Regions from separate parts of the Homo sapiens genome. Here region 1 is linked to region 2. The links are chromatin loops, found by intact Hi-C in ENCODE. Cell type or tissue: PC-9. All regions are shown on one strand. Links, peaks and the distances in the headings refer to the core of each region. The heading gives the core; the rest is flanking DNA.

The links. Peaks named below come from ENCODE experiments on the same cell type or tissue, not always from the same donor. Only the 100,000 strongest peaks of a DNase experiment are listed, where the experiment ranks them.
Region 1: a loop joins it to region 2, with 7 times the contacts of the local background. A loop is called at or near these places in 8 of 110 quality-filtered maps.

The regions. Positions count from the first base shown.
Region 1 is chr20:51,629,080-51,633,475 of GRCh38, forward strand. All of the region lies in intron 15 of ATP9A (ATPase phospholipid transporting 9A (putative)), which reads right to left. Among named protein-coding and RNA genes, the nearest start is that of NFATC2, 89 kb to the left of the region's middle. RefSeq lists an enhancer at 1,795-2,994. In PC-9, for the core only: no CTCF peak of the experiment used is centred there; a DNase peak (open chromatin) is centred at 2,472; H3K4me3 peaks cover 1,108 bases; H3K27ac peaks cover 3,284 bases.
Region 2 is chr20:51,685,382-51,689,777 of GRCh38, forward strand. ATP9A (ATPase phospholipid transporting 9A (putative)) reads right to left here. Exons shown (of 28, transcript NM_006045.3): 9 at 3,683-3,758. Among named protein-coding and RNA genes, the nearest start is that of ATP9A, 81 kb to the right of the region's middle. In PC-9, for the core only: no CTCF peak of the experiment used is centred there; a DNase peak (open chromatin) is centred at 1,910; H3K27ac peaks cover 2,078 bases.

The DNA.
Region 1 (4,396 bases), core at 181-4,180, 56 kb before region 2:
GGGAGGCCGGAAGGAATGAGAAACTGAAAGGAACACCCTCTTTCAGCGGCAAAGCCCGCTTCCCATGACAGACAGTGTACAAAGTGCACTTAACAGACACCAATGTTTTTTCAGTTGGCTGAAGATGAAAAGCGAGAAGGGGCCTCATTTAGGGGCAAAGGCTACAGAAAGTAAAAGGAAAACTCAAAGCACTTGGAAGATTTTCAATGATGAAAGAAAGATCAAATGGATTTAAGACCTTTGTTTTGAAAGTTATTACTATTTCAACTGGAATAGACTCACATGCTATGATTTTAGATTTACACTTGGGACTGCAGATATCATCAAACTGTGGTCCACTGAAAGAATAGGGAAGATAAGGACTAGAACAGGGAGTCTCAACCTCGTCACTGTGAACATTTGGGGCCAGATAACTCTTTGCTCTGCAGGGCCCCTCCTGTGCACTGTACAATGTTGAGCAGCATCCCTGGCCCCTACGCACTAGATGCCAGTCATACACCCTCCATGGTGACAACCAGAATGTCTCTAGACTTTAGCAAATGTCTCCTGGGGGCAAACTGACTGTCTCAGCTGAGAATAATTCCAGATCCCTAAGTCTAACTAAGGACTTGCCTAGAGATCCAATTACCCAGAGTTTCAGTTCACCCTAACCAGATTTTCTGGGTAGTGGGTAGCACCATGGCACAGGCATCAAATGCTTGGACCAAGTACCAGTTTCTAGTTGTGTGCAGCTGGACAAGCTACTCCTCTTCCCTAAACCTCAGTTTTCTCATCTGTAAAACAGGAATCAAGCATGTAGCACAGAGACTGACACATGGAAAGGACCCCTCAGTGGTATAACTGCTGCTGGGATGAGAGTGATTTCCCAAGTCCCCCAGCCATACTGTACGTAGAGAACAAGGCTCAGCCCAGTACTCTCAACAGGGCAATGTGGCCCTCCAGGAGACATGTGGCAATGTCTGGAGACACTCTAGGTGTCACAACGCAGGCAATGTCCTACTAGCATCTGACGGGTGGAGGCCAGGGGTGCTGCTCACCCTCCTACATCACACAGGACGCCCCCAACCACCACCAGGAACTCCTCCAGCCCTAAAAGTCAACAGTGCTGAGACTGAGAAGTCCTAGCTCTGAGGAATGACGGCGCAGCCACAGATCCTTCCCCCATTTTCCCCCAATGATTCGCGTCACTGGGAGGTGGGAGGCAGTAAAGATAAGCAAGAAAACTGAGCATGGCCATCAATACCTTGTGCCTAAATTTTGCTACTCCAGGAAGCCCAGAATAAATGCCCGGAAAGTCTTCATTGAATATGGAACCGTGGAGACAAAAGTGACTGCATCTCAAGCTGGGTGTGGTGGCTCACGCCTGTAGTCCCAACACTTTGGGAGGCTCAGGTAGGTAGATCACCTGAGGTCAGGAGTTCGAGACCAGCCTAGCCAACATGGTGAGACCCTGTCTCTACTAAAATTACAAAATTAGCTGGGCGTGGTGGTGCATGCCTGTAATCCCAGCTACTCAGGAGGCAAGGCTGGAGAATCACTTAAACCTGGGAGGCGGAGGTTGCAATGAGCTGAGATTGCACCATTGCTCTCCAACCTGGGCAACAAGAGCGAAACTCCATCTTAAAAAAAAAGTGACTGCATCTCAGGTGCAAATGCGCCATGCTGACTTCTGATTAGCCCAGTCCCATGAACACCCCCGATTCCTACTTAATTCACCGTCCTTCACATAAGAACATGTCAACCTTGATGTTATCGCACAAATTACAGGTGATGAAACATACAGCTTTCTTGCCTCTCCTGGAAGGTGCCCGTAATTGTCCTGCTGGGGCACGCGGACCCTTTCCCTGTGGTATAAGCCCTGGGTCTAGGGAGTAACAGTATGGACATCCACCTGTTTTCCTGCCGCCCAAAACTACACTTCTGTCTGTTCGGCTCCCCCAAAAACCACGCTTCTATCTGTAAGTTTCCCCCAATAAAACACCCTTTAACGACAAACTGGATTTGCCTGCCTTGTTCTTTGGTTTCAGGCTCCTTTGGAGGCCACTTTGTCTATGCAGCCCTTTCATGGAACAGAAATATCCAAAATCAGATTAGTGGTAGAGTTTCCTCTTTTAGAATAACTTTCAAATGCCCCTTAATCACCAACAATCTTTTAGAACAACATGCTGACTCATAAGAGCACCCCCAGGCCAAGACAGGCACCCACGTTTAAAAGCGTTCAACTGCACACTTTATCTCTGATAGACTGTGGCTATGCCTGCTCTTGACGCAGGCCAAAGAGAGCTGTGGGGTCTGCACATTAAAGAATCAGAGGTTTTATTTTTTCCTTCCCCCCGACAACCAAAGGGTGCTCAACAACATGTGGCTGTAGGAAATGATGCTCCCAGCCCAGCTTCCTCACTAAGAAAAGGGCTTGAGTGAGTTCAGAAGTTCTGTCCAATATAAATACCGCATCAACGATCCCCTCCCATGAGTCACTTCCTCCCACGGAGTTCATCACAAGTTTATTTCGTTCCCATATTATGGCAAGATTACGCCATAAATTTACAGAGATCGGCCGGCTGTGTGGCATTGTTTGGGGGCCTCATCTTTTCCCACCGTGGTCTGCATCTGGCACCTGCTCAAAGGCCTCTTTTAGTCCAGCAATGACAGCGCTACGATGATCTACAGCCACGATCCAAACCCGTGGCTCCACGTGGGAAGGGGGAGAAGGCACTGGAACATCTTGTACGCCACAAAAACAAAACAGGGACACAACCTTCCTGCAAAAAGACATCACACGAGTCCTTCTCCAACCTTGCCTGATTTCTTAAGAGACAGACATTCACACAAGGAAATGGCCTTGCTTTGTGGGTGCAAGAAGGTGCCATCTTGCACTGTGCGTGCACTCACACATGTTTAAAAAAGAGACAGGGGAGACCCAAACTGGGGCTGTCCACAGTCACTAAACCAAGTCAAGAGAATTTTTCTTTTTTTTCTTATTCTTTTTTCTTTTTCTTTATTTTTTTGAGACAGGGTCTTGCTGTGTTGCCCAGGCTAGAGCGCAATGGCACAATCACGACTCACTACAGCCTCGACCTCCTGGACTCGAGTGACCTCAACCTGGACCTCCTGACCTCAACCTTCCCAGTAGCTGGGACTACAGGTGTGCACCACCATGCCCAGCTAATTTTTTTGCTTTTAGTAGAGGTGGAGTCTGGCAATGATGCCCAGGCTGGACTGAAACTCGTTGGCTCAAGTGATCCTCCTGCCTTGGCCTCCCAAAGTATTACAGGCAGGAGCCACCGTACCAAGCCTAGGAGAAGTTTTATAACTGAACTAAAACTTCCTCACATCAGATAACTGGACAGTCATTTGCATAGAGCATTTGGGTTATATGAACACATCATAACAGGGTTTCTCAGGCCCTTCCTCAGGTGGGGGCTGTCCTGTGCATTGCAGGATGCTGAGCGGCATCCCTGCTCTCCACCTATGACATGCCAGTAGCACTCTCAGCCTCTGGTTGTGACAACCACAAATGTTGCCAGACATTCTCGAATGCCCCCAGGATGAGAACCATCACATTAGAGGAGTGTGGTGAGGTTTGTGCCAAGGGGAGAACTAGTCCAAAAGCCCCAGAGGCCCAGTTCCACCAACCCAACCAAAGATAAAGAGGTCAGAAAATGAGAAAAAAATAGCAAAATAATACTTATTTCATTAAAGACAACCTCACCAAGATGGACATTCACAGCACTATTTTTAGTAGTCAAAACCAAGAAAAAAGCGAGGCGCAGTGGCTCACACCTGTAATTCCAGCACTTTGGGGGGCCGAGGCTGGTGGATCACCTGAGGTCAGGAGTTCGAGACCAGCCTGCCCAACATGGTGAAACCCCGTCTCTACTAAAAAATGCAAAAATGAGCCAGGCGTGGTGGCAGGTGCCTGTAATCCCAGCTACTCAGGAGGCTGAGGCAGGAGAATCACTTGAACCCAGGAGGCGGAGGTTGCAGTGAGCTGAGATTGCACCACTGCACTCCAGCCTGGATGACAGAGTGAGACTCCATCTCAAAAAACAAAAACAAAACAAAACAAAAAAACTGAAATTGAGAAACAGCCTAAGCAGCCAAAAAATAAGTTAATGAATGAAATAGTGGCACATTCTTTCAACAGAACGCTGCACATGCGTTAAAAATCATTAAAATCAGATTTTAATAATACGAAAAAATTCTCATCGTATACATATAGTTCAATGAGGGAGGAAGTTTAGGAAGCCTTCTATGGAGTTCAGTGATAATTTTACAAAAATGTGTGTGGATATTTACACTCGGATATGCTTAGAAAAGAGACTGAAAGGAAATCCCTTGAAAAGGTAAAAGGTCTTTTGTTGGGTGAAAATGGAGATGAACTGGTCAGGCACGG
Region 2 (4,396 bases), core at 195-4,194:
AACCCCAACTCTACTAAAAATCCAAAAAAAGTTAGCTGGGCGTGTTGGCGGGCCCCTATAATCCCAGCTACTCGGGAGGCTGAGGCAGGAGAATCACTTCAACCTGGGAAGGTGGAGGTTGCAGTGAGCCAAGATCACAACACTGCACTCCAGCCTGGGAAACAAGAACAAGACTCAGTCTCAGAAAAAAAAGAAAAGAAAAAAGAAAAGAAAAGAAAAACAGACACGAAAAAATGCTCATCATCACTGGCCATCACAGAAATGCAAATCAAAACCACAATGAGATACCATCTCACACCAGTTAGAATGGTGATCATTAAAAACTCAGGAAACAGCAGGTGACGGAGAGGATGTGCAGAAACAGGAACACTTTTACACTGTTGGTGGGACTGTAAACTAGTTAAACCATTGTGGAAGACAGTGTGTTGATTCCTCAAGGATCTAGAACTAGAAATACCATTTGACCCAGCCATCCCATTACTGGGTATATACCCAAAGGATTATAAATCATGCTGCTATAAAGACACATGCACACGTATGTTTATTGCGGCACTATTCACAATAGCAAAGACTTGGAACCAACCCAAATGTCCATCAATGATAGACTGGATTAAGAAAACGAATAGAATACTATGCATAGAATTCTATGCAGCCATAAAAAAGGATGAGTTCATGCCCTTTGTAGGGACATGGATGAAGCTGGAAACCATCATTCTCAGCAAACTATCGCAAGGACGGAAAACCAAACATGGCATGTTCTCACTCATAGGTGGGAAATGAACAGTAAGAACACTTGGACACAGGGTGGGGAACATCACACACCGGGGCCTGTCGTGGCGTGGGGGAGTGGGGAGGGATAGCATTAGGAGATATACCTAATGTACATGACGAGTTAATGGGTGCAGCACACCAACATGGCACATGTATACAAATGTAACAAACCTGCACGTTGTGCACATGTACCCTAGAACTTAAAGTATAATTAAAAAAAAAAAGAAAATGTAGGCAATAAAAAATTTTAAATTTCTATATGGTAAAAGAAAATAAAGCCCATCACAAACAAAAACAAAAAACAAACAAAAAACTGCAAAAATATGTATAACCCACAAAAAGTGAAAGTTTGATATTCTTTCCTCTATAAAGCATTCTAACAAAGTAATGAGAAAAAGAAGAACCACAAAGGAAAGTAGATAGACCAGAATATTAAGAATTAGCTGACAGGTAGAAAGACATTCAACTATATTTGCAATTAAATCAAAATTAAAACAGTAGGCTGGGTGCGGTGGCTCATGCCTGTAACCCCAGCACTTTGGGAGGCCGAGGCAGGTGGATCACCTGAGGTCAGGAGTTCGAGACCAGCCTGGCCAACATGGTGAAATCCCATCTTTACTAAAAATACAAAAATTAGCCAGGGGTGGTTGCACATGCCTGTAATCCCAGCTACTGGAGAGGCTGAGGCAGGAGAATCACGTGAACCTGGGAGGCGGAGGTTGCAGCGAGCCAAGATGGTACCACTGCACTCCAGCCTGGGCCACAGAGGGACTCTTTTTTTTTTTTTTTAAGCCAACTAGTAACTTACAAAGAAACAAAAGAGACAGATGCAAATATGACCACCTGCCAGGTAATCTAGGAAATTCAAACTGAATGAGATAATTATTTTTCAGTCAAATTATCAAAGAATAAAAAGAGTAATTAATTATTATTTGTTAATAAATGACTTGAAAGCAAGAAAAAATTGGTTCAGGTGACATGGGTGGAAAGTGGCAAGGAGGGGCAGGATGTGAACGTCTGCATGCTGCGTCCCCTGGGTGGCTGTGCCCAGGCGTGGCCCAGGCATGACCGTGCAGAATTTCTCGCTCTTTAGTCATCAGGGGGACTGAGAGACGTACCAAAGTATGATGAAAATAAAGGCAGGCAGTGGAAATAAAATGTAGCAGAAAAAACCTCAAGGGAGAGTGCACCTCTGCCTATTTGTATTAAGTAGTGCATGTGTGGATGGTGACACACGGTACTCCAGGGATAGTTTGTGCTGCTTCATTCCCTCTCCTTGCCACACAGGATCCTAATCGAGTGTCTACTACTGTACTAGAGAGCAACAAAGAAGGAAAAGGCAAGGTGGTTTACACCTATGATCCCAGCGTTTTGGCTGAAGCAGAAGGATCACTTGAGTCTGAGAGTTTGAGACCAGCCTGGGCAAGAGTGAGACCCCCATCTCTAAAAAAGTATTTAAAAATTAGCTGGGCCTGGTGGCATGCACTTGTAGTCCCAGCTGTTTGGGAGGCTGAGGCAGGAGGACTGCTTGAGCCCAGGAGTTCGAGGCTGCAGTGAGCCATGATTGCACCCCTGCACTCCAGCCTGGGCAACAGAATGAGACCCTGTCTCAAAAAAAAAAAAAATGAATGAATGAATGAATGAATGAATGAAAGAGAGAAGCAACCAGCAGAGTAAAACGGCTTGATGGTGGGGAGTGGAGAATACTATGTTTGAAGAGAGGAAAAAATTGATTCATCTAATAGTAAAGACAGAAAGTCACCAGCAGTAGAATTATAATACTAACTATACTATTAAGTTAATGATATCACGAAATGTAAGAAAAGTGATGGCTACACAGTAAGTTCTGTTTCTGGAGCAAAATGCCTAGGTTCAAGTTCCAACTCTGCCTTTCACCTGCTGTGTGACCTCAGAGCAAGTTACTTAACCTCACTCAGCCTCCGTTCCGTCATCTGCAGAATGAGCATAATATGAATAATAGTATCTACCCTCATGGTGCCGTTAGGAGGGTTAAGTGCAGTGTGTAACACACATAAGCACCCAGCACAGGGCCTGACACATGGGCTGCATGCCGCTGATGTTAACCACTGCTATCGGGGGTCATATTCAGCCCATGCAGTCCTGATCAGTGTCATCCCAGCACTGAAAGACACCAATGGGCCAGGTGCAGTGGCTCACATCTGTAATCCCAGCACTTAGGGAGGCTGAGGTGGGTGGATCACTTGAGGTCAGAAGTTTGAGACCAGCCTGGCCAACATGGTGAAACCCCATCTCTACTAAAAATACAAAAATTAGCCAGCGTGGTGGTGCGGGCCTATAATCCCAGCTACTTGGGAGACTGAGACACAAGAATCGCTTGAACCCGGGGGGCGGAGGTTACAGTGAGCCAAGATTGTGCCACTGTACTCCAGCCTAGGTGACAGTGTAAGACCTTGTCTCAAAAAAAGAGAAAAGAAAAAAAAAGAGAAAAAGAAAAAGAAAGGCACCAATATCCACTTCCTCTTGGTGTTTAAACACAGAAGCTCCAGCTCAAGCCCATGCCCTTTCCTAGGGCCCCAGTGCTGGCAGTCCCAGCGCGACATACCCTACAAACACAGCCTCCAGCCAGAACATCCAGGCTGCCTCCCCCTCTGGTACAGATTAGAATGTCAATCTGAACAGGCAATTAGAGCTACTGCCAGCATGGACGCTGCAGAAAGGTCCACAGGCCACGCGGGCTTCTCCTCCAGGCATCTCTAAGTGTCCGAGCTGCAATTAGATGTCAGTTTAATTCCCTGGAGGTGTCGGAACAAGTGGAAAATGCCATTTGACCGAGCACTCATTTTTCCAACTGACAGATGATTATTCTAATTACAAAAGGATTTTCTTTCCTTTTCAAATTGCTACCACATTCCTCAAAACGGCGCCTCACCTGATGCGACCACAGTGCCAGCCCACAGCGTGTTCTCTATGCTCAGGCTCTCGCTGATCGGGGGGTCGCTGTCTTCCTGGAAAAGACCAAACGGACACACGTTCACCCCCCAAAGCTTCCCCAGAATCCACAGGCTGCTTCTAGCATGGTCCGCTGGAGATAGAAAGACAGGCTCCCCCCGATGAACCTGGAAGCCCAGTTTGGAAGCCGACGGCTCCACCATGAGGGGAGGGCCAAGCTCTTCCACTACTGCCCTTGGGGTTTTCATCTCCCACAGAAATATGTGAAAAAGTTGGCCTGTGATTTAAGAAGCGCAGGCCTCTTAGCACTGAAAAATGTTTTATGAGGTTAAGAATCAAAACGTAAAAGCAAACCAATCAGGCTGTTTGCAGGCCAGCTTTGTTTGTGGCTTATAGAAAGAGAATGTGGACAATGTAATATGGGTTCTAGAAACCTGTTGACCCATATTCCTAAAATAATTTTTTTTTTTTTGAGATGGAGTCTCGCTCTGCCACCCAGGCTGGAGTGCAGTGGCGCGATCTCGGCCCACTGCAACCTCCACCTCCCAGGTTCAAGCAATTCTCCTGACCTCAGGAGATCCGCTCACCTCAGCCTCCCAAAATGCTGGGATTACAGGTGTGAGCCACCACGCCAGGCCTCCTAAAACAAATTAAATCCAAATTAAATTTCTCTTCTGAAAGGTCTGGAAGTGGC